Linked DNA regions of Homo sapiens: region 1 is linked to region 2. A link is an interaction called in ENCODE POLR2A ChIA-PET data of the cell type or tissue named here. Cell type or tissue: GM12878. All regions are shown on one strand. Links, peaks and the distances in the headings refer to the core of each region. The heading gives the core; the rest is flanking DNA. Region 1 holds the start of SAXO3 (stabilizer of axonemal microtubules 3). Region 2 overlaps TULP2 (TUB like protein 2).

Region 1 (5,365 bases), core at 285-5,284, 140 kb after region 2:
GCTGTAGGACTCCTGAGCCAGAGACAGGGCTCCCCGGTGCGGCATGGCCGAGGTCACCGGGCTGACGCGCGGCACGCGGACCCGCGGTGGTCGGGGCGGCCGGGAGGAGCGCGGACAGGGCGGCCGCTGCGGGCCGTGGCTCCAGACCTGGGGCGTCTCTTCGAAGCTCCAGTAGGTCAGGGAGTCCTTGCGGGGGTATCCGGACAGCTCCGTCCTGTGGGAGCAGGGCGGGATGGTGAGGATACAGCTGGATCCTTGGGGACGAGTTTCAGACCTCGGGATCTAAGGAGTCTGCACATTCAAACTCCTGCATTTCCAGGCGAGCACCCCTTAGGAAGGACGCGACCCGGCACGCGTTGCCTGCGTTCCTGGGTCCTCGAGGTACTTAACGTCCTGGAAACTGAGCTTTCGCATCCTAGGGAAGTAAAAGGGGACTTTCGCTTCCTTGGGAAGGAGTATCTGGGGGCTCAAGTACCGAAGGAGGCCCTGCCCTCAGATCCGGAATCCCCTCGAGCCGCTGTGCAGGCTTCCTGTCCCTACCGCGGTTCCTGAGAGGTGACACTAAGGACTCCTGGGTGCTTAAAAAAAAAAGGGAGGGGCTGAGGCCTGAACTTTGGTTCTTGCTGCTACAGAAGTCGAGGCTGAGACCACCGGCTCAGGGAATGGGAGCCAGCCCAGGGGCTCGGCGTGCACCGGCCACGGCGGGGGCTGTGCAGGAGGCGGTGCCGAGCGAGAGCCCGGCTTACTTGGGATAGAACCGAAAGTCCCGCGCCGAGGTGGTCAGATAGAGCTGGCGGCGGTCCAGGACGCCCCGGTCGGATACTGTGAAAGGCCGGCCAGACAGCTCGGGGTTCTTCGTCCAGGCAATTAGAGCCTGAGCAAGATTGGGGGAGGAGGCATACCCAAGACATAGATTTCATACCCCATCCCAAGCCCTGGGTCCCGAGTTCAGAATCCCTCTCCTTCGGCCTCGACAGCCATGACGGCCACGGCCCTCACACCCCGCCCCAGGGTTAGAGCCCTTCCTGCCACCCACGCCAGGGAACTTCAGCTTCCTTTCTCATACCCGAACCCTTCCCAGCCTCACCTCCCTAAATCCAAGCACCTTCTGCTGTTCAAGGAACTCAAACCCAAGCCCCCAGCCACCAAAAACAACCTCCCTGGTTCCGCTCTGTCTTAAACCGTCTTGGTGTGGCCACTGGAGCTGAGCTGCATCTTGGGCAGCAACTCCAAGTTACCTCTCCCAACTCCCACCTGACCCCGTCTCAGAATATTCTAGTCTCCTCCCCACCCACAGCCCGCCGTCTAGCTCCGCAGCAGCTTAGGAGCCCTGAAGGTGAGTTTGTAGTCCCTGGTCCTTCTGGCCTGGCCTAATGCCCAGCCCCTCCCCCGGCTCCTCTAACCTCGCGATCCCGCCCCAGACCCTTTAGCCACGCCCCAAAGCCGTGATTCCTTCTGGCCCCGCCCCAGGCTCCCGGAGCTCCGCCCCGTCTCGCCGGCGCCGGCTTCCACCCAGACACCTGGGAAGGACCCCCGCGGTGGTGGTCTGCGAGTTGTGGGGGCTGGGGCCCGAAGTATTCCGGGGCGCGCGGGTCCCCGCTGGGAGAGCCAGTGTACTGCGCCCTCGTCTCGCTGCTCTGGTACTTTGTGGTCAGTGGGAGGCGCCAGCCGCGGTGTCTGAGCTGCGGAAAGGCGACCCAGAGACTCACGTGAAGGAGCAGGGGACTCAAATGCAGTCCCCCGCCCTGTCCCCTGCGGACTCCGGCACTCCCCAAACTTTACCTTTTCTCCTAAATCCTTGATCCCCACAGTCCGCGTGGGGTCTGCAGGCTCTGGGGCTCTGGGCTGGGCGCAGGGCCCGCCATGGGTCTTGGGCACGTAGGCCGAGCCAGAGGTTGTCTCCCATCTGCTGAGGACCTCGTCGAAAGCCCAGTTGTGAGAATCCTGCTTTGCAACTTGGGGTAGAGGGTCCGCGACCGTGGACTGGAGAGAAGGCGCCGCACATCAGCTAGAAAGACTCAGGAGTCCCTATCACCCCCCACCCCAAACTCTGACCTCTTCCAGTCGGCCCCCAGCCCTTTCCTCTGCAGTCCCTGGCATTCAGCTTCCCTGGTGCCTCCTCTCTCAGACCCAGAACTCCAGGACCCTCCTCCTTCAGAGAGGAGTCCAAGCTCCCAATCCGCTTTATTTAGCCCCTATCTTTCTGGGTCTCCAGGCCCGGCAGGGCTGCAGCGTAGGGTCCGCTCACCTGCACCGTGGGCGGGGTGAAGGGTATGGGTGGGATAATGCGGTGGGAAAAGTAGCTGCTGGTGAGATGGCAGTTGGGCCTGGATCCAGGTACCTCGGTTGCAGAGATACGACAGCCCGGAGCCAGGGTGCCACTGGCCATGGTTCCACCCCCACTCCGTAGCCAAGCAGGAGCTGGCTTATTGTGGTTGTTGCCCCAGGTGACAGAACCCGCCCACCCAGAACCTAGTCAATCAAGGGCCTGCAGGCACCTGGATGGATGGAATGAGAAAGAGACCCAGAGACAGGGACCCCAAGAGGGGTACAAAGAAACACAAGGAGGGGGAATGGAGACTCAAAGATAGGAGGGTGGAAAGGGAAGGAGAAGTTCAGTATTTCAGAGACCCAGGGGGTGGGGGAGAGAGAAACCCAAAAAGAGGGACAGGGACCTGGAGGTGTCAGAGATCCAGACAGAGAGACAGAGACCCCTGCGCTGCACCTAGCAACTCAGGACATCCATGAGAAACACCCCCCTTTCTTCCAGGGCCCAGATGCTCCTGGCTGCTTCCTCCCTCTACCAGGCCTGCCCACCTCAGGGTAACGATTTCCAGACATCCCCGGGGCTCCCCGACCCTCCCTGCATGCACGTGCTGAAGTAATCAGCACTAGCATTGGCTGTCCTGCCTGCCTTTGATTGGCTTGAAAAGTTCCACCTGGGTAGGCGGGGTGTGGAAACAGGGAGGCACCCACAGAGAAGTGCACCGGACCATAGCGAAAAACATGGGCTTTGATGAGTGAGAAAGAAATACAAGAGAGGAGAGAGACAGGGAGGAAGACACAGACCACGCTGGAAACGGAGCTATTAGTACTCACCCAGAGGCTAGAGCCACCGGAAGTTAGAGACAGAGAGAAAGGCGGCAAAAAAGAGCAAAATCAGAGATGGTAACAAGGAGATGTAGAAACGGAGGCAGCCACACCCCTCCCTGCCGAGGGGCCTGGTCTGTACAGATTGGTGGAGGGGGTGCCTATGTCCTTTGCTCAAAGCTGGACCTGAGAGAGAGAGAGGGGGAGAGAAAGTGAGAGAGAGAGAGTGTGTGTGTGTGTCTGTGTCTGTGTGTTGGCAACACATGTGGGGAGATGGGTAATAGGTAAAGGGCTATTGTGAAGTCCTGTGGTCTGTCCCAGACAGAGAGAAAGAGAGAGAGAGAGAGAGAGACAGAGTGTGTGTGTGTGTGTGTGTCTGTCTGTGTGTTGGCAACACATGTGGGGAGATGGGTAATAGGTGAAGGGCTATTGTGAAGTCCTGTGGACCAGAGAGAGAGAGAGAGAGTGAGTGTGTGTGTGTCTGTATGTCTGTGTGTTGGCAACACATGTAGGGAGATGGGTAATAGGGGTCATAGGTGAAGGGCTACTGTGAACTCCTGTGGTCTGTCCCTGGCTTCCCTTGTCATTTCTTCACCATATAGAGCTTTTGGTCACCGGGCACGATGACTCACTCCTGTAATCCCAGCACTTTGAGAGGCAGAGGCGGGCAGATAACTTGAGGTTAGGAGTTTGAAACCAGCCTGGCCAACATGGCAAAACCCTGTCTCTATCGAAAAATATAAAAAGTAGCCAGGCATGGTGGCGCACACCTGTAATCCCAACTAAGGCAGGAGAATCACTTGAACTCAGGAGGTGAAGGTGGCAGTGAGCTGAGATCATGCCACTGCACTCCAGCCTAGGGGACAGAGCAAGACTCCATCTCAAAAAAAAAAAAAAAAATAGCTTTTGGTCTAGGCCTCTGCCTCCTCAACCCTCATTATCTCATCCCACGAGCCCATTCTTCAGACAAGGAAACCTGAGGCTGCCTTCTGCAGCCAGGCCCACAATCCCACTTACTGTTCCTCCCTGAATCATGCTTCTGGGGCCCTTCTGTTGGATTTTGCTGACCCTACTCAAGGGCTCTCAATGACGAATAACCCCCTGATCCTAGCCAGGGGGACGGCGAGTTAGTCAGAACCTCATGTCCCACTCAAACTGGACAATTTTTTTTTTTTTTTGAGACGGACTTTCCCTCTTTTTGCCCAGGCTGGAGTGCAATGGCACAGTCTCCGCTCACTGCAACCTCCGCCTCCCGGGTTCAAGCGATTCTCCTGCCTCACCCTCCAGAGTAGCTGGGATTACAGGCACCCGCCTACACGCCCAGCTAATTTCTTTATGTAATTTTAGTAGAGACGGGGTTTCACCATGTTAACCAGGCTGGTCTTGAACTCCTAACCTCAGGTGATTCGCCTGTCTTGGCCTCTCAAAGTGCTGGGATTACAGGCATCAGCCATCGCACCTGGCCATCAAGCTGGAAAATTTTAAGGTCTGTTTCTTTCCCAATGTAGAGTAAAGTTGCGATGTCATCCCCCGACCCCACACTGTTTTCTACCAGAGTTCTCATACTGTGACTCTGTATAAAATGGTTTGGAAGCTGGACCCATCCTGTGTGTGTGTGGTTGCCCTGAGCCCACAGAAAGACACCTCCAGAGTGCGGATTGAGAAGCCTTTATTGTGGGAGGATCGGGGTGTCCGAGGGCCCCGGGAGTCGGGATGGGCTTGGAAGGCTGGGGGGAGGGGCCTTTGAGGAAGAGGAGTCCTGGAAGCGGGGGTCATCACAGGTCAAGGGGTGGTCCTTGGGACCCCCGCAGTCAGTGGTGCTGCGGCGGCAGAGTGCACATTGACAGCTGAGAGCCACGGCGTAGGAGACCACGGGGTTCACGCCGCGCGGGCAGCCAGGGAGCCGGATGGACTCGAAGCGCACATCGCGGTAGTTGCACACCACCTGAGGCAGGGCCGGCAGGACCCCCTGCAGCACGCGGGTCTGGAAGCCGTGTGAGTGGGGGAATGAGCATGTGCCTGGGGCCAGCGCCTCAGCTGAGCTCCCCAGCTGCCCCCACAGGTCTCAGACTCAGGGGTCCAGGAAGCCCTCTGTTCCTGCCCTCCCACACCCCATTCCGCAGCCCCTGACCAGAGAGGCAGACCACCCTTCCTCCCCCGCTGCCTCTGTGGGTCTGGCCCTGAGGTGGCAGCACCTGCCCCGGCCCCGGGCAGCTCACCATGGTGGGGCAGTAGCCGGCACAGATGGTGGTGTTGACGGTGATGCACACGGGGC
Region 2 (5,365 bases), core at 218-5,217:
AGTCACGGATCCCTAAAAGGAGGCAGAATTGTCTGTGCCTTGCTGGACCATTAAGGCTCAATCTCTACAGGCCTTTACATTCTCCTCCGTTGCTTTGATACCAGTGGGTATCGAGGTCCCCAAGCCCGGGTGGGACCTCCCCCTCAGCCAGTGTTCAGGCTCTTGACACAGTCATGAAAATGAATTCAAGGACGAGTTGGAAAAGAGTGAAAATACAGGATTTATTGCAAAGGGGAAAGTCCACACTCATGAAAGGGGACTCGAGAGAATCACGTGCAAGGGGGGTTGAGGCTGCTACCGTTATGGGTTTTTTGTTTGTTTGTTTGTTTTTTAAAGATGGAGTCTTGTTCTGTCCAGCCCAGGCTGGAGTGTAGTGACACGATCTCAGCTCACTGCAACCTCCACCTCCTGGGTTCAAACAATTCTCCTACCTTAGCTTCCCAAGCAGCTGGGACTGCAGGCGCCACCACACCTGGCTAATTTTTTGTATTTTTAGTAGAGACAGGGTTTCTCCATGTTGGCCAGGCTGGTCTCAAAGTCCTGACCTCAAGTGATCCACCTGCCTCAGCCTCTCAAAGTGCTGGGATTACAGACGTGAGCCACCACGCTGGCCCTTTTTGGATTTTTTTAACCAAGGGGTAAAATACTCATGAGCATTCCTGGAAAAAGATGGAGATTTCTCAGAACTGTGGTGCCACCCATCTTTACACCAAATATGGGTGTTCCTGGGACCGTCATGATGCTGGTGGGTGTGTGACTGTGTTGATGAACATATAATGAGGTCCTACGTGAAACCGAGGTCAGACCCAGTGCCATATTGGGTCTAGTCGGACTTAGCCTACTTGGCCCACGCCCTGGTTTTTCAGGATCTTATCAGCCCATAGCTTCTGTAGCTATTTCAAGTTTCCTGTTGCTGGTCTGGTCTTGTGAAACTGCTGCCTGGAATTTTCTAATCTCCTGCAACCACCCTGTATGATTGCTGTTGCAGCCTGATTTTACATTTATAAGCCCTGTGTCCATAGGCCTAGTTTCCTTATCTGTAAGCTGACTAACAATTGTACATATCTTATGGGATTGTAAGGCCCCAAAGGAGTTAAAACAATGCTCATGAAATAAATGCTATAATACGGTAATTATTCTATATACCGTTATTCTTTTTTTTTTTTTTTTTTTTTTCCTGATACGGAGTCTCACTCTGCTGCCCAGGCTGGGGTGCAGTGGTGGGCTCTCGGCTCACTGCAACCTCCACTTCCCAGGTTAAAACAATTCTCCTGGATCAGCCTCCCAAGAAGCTGGGACTACAGGTGTGCGCCACCACTTCCAGCTAATTTTTTTTTTTTTTATGGAGTTTCACTCTTGTTACACAGGCTGGAGTGCAATGGCACGATCTCAGCACACCAGCAACCTCCGCCTCCTGGGTTCAAGCGATTCTCCTGCCTCAGCCTCCTGAGCAGTTGGGATTACAGGCGTGAGCCATCACGCCCAGCTAAGTTTTGTATTTTTAGTAGAGAAGGAGTTTCACCATGTTGGTGGTCAGGAGTTTGAGACTCCTGACCTCATGATCCGCCCACCTCAGTCTCCCAAAATGCTGGGATTATGGGCATGAGCCACTATGCCCACCTCTACCTCTAATTTTTAATTTTTTTTTTTTTTTTTGAGACCGAGTCTCTCTGTGTCACCCAGGCTGGAGTGCAGTGGCGTGATCTCGGCTCACTACAACCCCCTGGGTTCAAGCAATTCTCCTGCCTCGGCCTCCCTAGTACCTGGGATTATATGCGTGCGCTACCACGCAGGGCTAATTTTTGTATTAATCTACCTCTAGACCTTCACAGAATGCAGGCTCCTCTCATCCTCCTAACCTAATGGCCTTTCATTAGCTTTACAAAAGCAGCTTAGTTAAACTAGAAATCCTAGCACTTTGGGTGGCCGAGGTAGATGGATCACTTGAGGTCAGGTTTTTGTTTGTTTGTTTGTTTTGTTTGTTTATTTTGAGGCAGAGTCTTGCTCTGTCGCCCAGGCTGGAGTGCAATGGCAGGATCTTGGCTCCCTGCAACCTCCGCCTCCCGAGTTCAAGTGATTCTCCTGCCTCAGTCTCCTGAATAGTTGGGATTATAGGGGCCCGCCACCACACAGGGCTAATTTTTGTATTTTTAGTAGAGACGGGGTTTCACCTTGTTGGTCAGGCTGATCTCTAACTCGAGGTCAGGAGTTTGAGACCCCCACTCCTGCCATATAATCCTTTCATTTCCCCAAGGCAACCAAGCCTAATTCCACCTAATTAAAAACCTTTGTATGAGTGCTACCTGCTGCCTGAGGATCCCAACCCTGAGGCCTCTTGCTCAGCTAGTTGCTCCTGATTCTTCAGATGTAGTGTGAAAATTCCTTTTTTTGGTGGGGGGATAGAGTCGCATTCTGTTGCCCAGGCTGGAGTGCAGTGGCACGATCGGGTCACTGCAACCTCCGCTTCCCAGATTCAAGCAATTCTCGTGCCTCGGCCACCGGAGTAGCTGGGATTACAGGCATGCGCCACCATGCCCAGCTAATTTTTGTATTTTTAGTAGAGACGGGGTTTGCCATATCGGCGAGGCTGGTCTCGAACTCCTGACCTCAAGTGATCCTTCCGCCTCGACCTCCTAAAGTGTTGGGATTCCAGGTGTGAGCCACCGCGCCCGGCATTTTTTTTTTTTTTTTTTTTTTGAGACAGAGTCTAGCTGGAGTGAAGTGGAGCTATCTCAGCTCACTGCAGCCTCCGCCTCCCAGATTCAAGTGTTTCTTCTGCCTCAGTCTCCTGAATAGCTGGGATTACAGGTGCCTGCCACCACGCCCAGCTAATTTTTGTACTTTTAGTAGAGACGGGGTTTCACATGTTGGCCAGGCTGGTCTCGATCTCCTGACTTCAGGTGATGCACCAGCTTCAGCCTGCCAAAGTGTTGGGATTACAGGCGTGAGCCACCTTGCCCGGTCAGTGTTGGTTATTAAGGTGGTGCAAAAGAAGGCATGTCGGGGCCCTTCCTCCAAATGAGGAGGCACAGAAGCTGGCAAGGGTATGGTATTTTATTGAGTTATTCAACAGCCAGCTTCTAATTGAAACTGGACAAGCAGATGCTGAAGGCCTGGAGCGGGCTAAATGGAAAGCAGAAGTCCATGGTGAATGTGTCTGGGCCCACTCGGCCGAACTGGAGCACCAGATGTTCTTCTGAGAAGTGAATCAGGAACAAAGCCTTAGCCTGACTCTCTCATCTCCCAGCTTCGAGAACTGAGACTTTTTTTTTTTTTTTTTCTTTTTTTTTTTTTTTTGAGACAGAGTCTTGCTCTGTCGCCCAGGCTGGAGTGCAGTGACCTGATCTTGGCTCACTGCAACCTCCACCTCCCAGGTTCAAGCAGTTCTTCTGCCTCAGCCTCCCAAGTAGCTAGGATTACAGGCATGTGCCACCACGTCCGGCTAATTTTTTTTTTTTTTTTTTTTTTTGAGATGGAGTCTCGCTCTGTTGCCCAGGCTGGAGAGCAGTGGCGCGATCTCGGCTCACTGCAAGCTCCGCCTCCCGGGTTCACACCATTCTCCTGCCTCAGCCTCCTGATTAGCTGGGACTACAGGTGACCACCACTACACCCAGCTAATTTTTTCTGTGTTTTTAGTAGAGACGGGGTTTCACCGTGTTAGTCAGGATGGTCTCAATCTCCTGACCTCGTATCCGCCCGCCTCGGCCTCCCAAAGTGCTGGGATTACAGGTGTGAGCCACAGTGCCCGGCCTAATTTTTGTATTTTTAGTAGAGACAGGGTTTCACCATGTTGGCCAGGCTGTTCTTGAACTCCTGACCTCAGATGATCCACCCACCTCGGTCTCCCAAAGTGCTAGGATTATAAGCGGGAGCTACCGCGCCAGGCCGAGAATGGAGACTTTTAAGAGGCTGAGCGGTGCCCTTACTAAGCCAGAAACCCTGAGGGTGTGTAAACTACAATTCCCAATAGGCTTTGCAATAGGGTGGCATCTGCCCTGCCTAGAAAAACGCTCAAGTGATGATGGGAGATGTAGTTCCCTTCCGTTCACACCCTAACCCCCACCCCACCTGGCCCGGCTAAACTGGTTTCCAGGAGCTCACGGTGTTTGGGATCCACGATTTGGAAGTTCTTCACCGAAGCCCGAGTGACTCGACCATGGAAATTGAGCGTGTAGACACCGTTCTCCTTGTCCCACGACGGGGTTTTGTTGTGCAACAAAAGCAACCCTTGTTTGTCCCCACGTTGGTAACGACTCAGTAGCGACTCCTGTTCCTAGAAGGTAAAGAAGGGGCTGTGGTTTTCTCAGAGGCTTTCGAAACTCCATCTTGAACAGGGGCGACTCCATCTTGAACAGGGGCGACTCCATCTTGAACAGGGGCTGGGTAAAATGAGGATGAGACCTGCTGGGCTGCGTTCCCAGGAGGTTAGGCATTCTTAGTCACAGGATGAGACAGGAGTTTGACAGGACTGGTATCACAATGTTAGAAATGCTTGTTCCCCGGTGCAGTAAAGAAATAGCACTTGAGCATAAATTTAATTTCCTCAGCAAGGCCATTTTTTAACTTTCTGCAGAAAGGGTACACTCACCAGGAGTTTTGCCATGAGAGTACACTGAACAAAGGAGACAGGGTCATTTATAACCTGGCGCATCCACCCTACTGCCGTGTAGGGTTTCCATTGGCTGGAACGGGACCTCACGTTCTGTATTTGTCCCAATTGGCTAGCAACTTAGAACTTTTTAAAAGAGGGAAAAGCAGAAGAATACAAAGTAAGGAGGAAGTAACTTGTGGAATGTTGAGAAAGGTAAAAACACCTTCAAATAAGGAAGAGGAACAGGCTATGACCTAATGCTTGCTTGGACCGGTACAAGCATGCCAGGGCAAATATTTAGGGTAAATTGTGGGAGCTAAAAACGTAAAGTACACTGATTTCTTTATTATGGCTAACAGATATTTAAGAATGTTAGCACAGGTCTTTGAATAAATTTTGCTTGTAAGAGAGGTTACTGCCGGGCACGGTGGCTCACGCCTGTAATCCCAGCACTTTGGGAGGCCGAGGCGGGTGAATCACGAGGTCAGGAGATCGAGACCATCCTGACTAACACAGTGAAACCCCGGCTCTACTAAAAATATAAAAAATTAGACGGGCATGGTAGCGGGCGCCTGTAGTCCCAGCTACTCAGGAGGCTGAGGCAGGAGAATGGCGTGAGCCGGGGAGGTCGAGCTTGCAGTGAGCCGAGATCGCGCCACTGCACTCCAGCCTGGGCGACAGAGCAAGACTCTGTCTCAAAAAAAAAAAAAAAGAAAGAAAGAGAGAGTCTAAAAGAAGCAGGAACCCTCAGTTCTGGGAATTGCCCACCCCTTT

Evidence for each region. ChIA-PET counts read pairs that join two places held together with the same protein. Peaks named below come from ENCODE experiments on the same cell type or tissue, not always from the same donor. Only the 100,000 strongest peaks of a DNase experiment are listed, where the experiment ranks them.
Region 1: POLR2A ChIA-PET joins it to region 2 with 5 read pairs; 3 of 35 experiments call an interaction of 5 or more read pairs at or near these places.

The regions. Positions count from the first base shown.
Region 1 is chr19:49,018,127-49,023,491 of GRCh38, forward strand. It overlaps SAXO3 (stabilizer of axonemal microtubules 3), which reads right to left and starts at 2,423. Exons shown (of 5, transcript NM_001396011.1): 1 at 2,249-2,423; 2 at 1,783-1,983; 3 at 1,521-1,682; 4 at 747-874; 5 at 1-214. The coding sequence starts at 2,389. CGB3 (chorionic gonadotropin subunit beta 3) reads right to left here. Exons shown (of 3, transcript NM_000737.5): 2 at 5,310-5,365; 3 at 4,743-5,074. The coding sequence ends at 4,760. LOC124904738 (a long non-coding RNA gene) reads left to right here and starts at 1,967. Exons shown (of 2, transcript XR_007067288.1): 1 at 1,967-2,548; 2 at 2,771-4,689. It also overlaps a transcript of LHB not described here. RefSeq lists enhancers at 1-713, 3,000-3,149 and a silencer at 1-146. In GM12878, for the core only: no CTCF peak of the experiment used is centred there; no DNase peak of the experiment used is centred there; H3K4me3 peaks cover 703 bases.
Region 2 is chr19:48,877,931-48,883,295 of GRCh38, forward strand. TULP2 (TUB like protein 2) reads right to left here. Exons shown (of 13, transcript NM_003323.3): 12 at 4,102-4,273; 13 at 3,037-3,196. The coding sequence ends at 3,081. Among named protein-coding and RNA genes, the nearest start is that of PPP1R15A, 8.2 kb to the left of the region's middle. RefSeq lists cis regulatory regions at 38-998, 555-1,167 and an enhancer at 1,608-2,320. In GM12878, for the core only: no CTCF peak of the experiment used is centred there; no DNase peak of the experiment used is centred there; H3K27ac peaks cover 628 bases.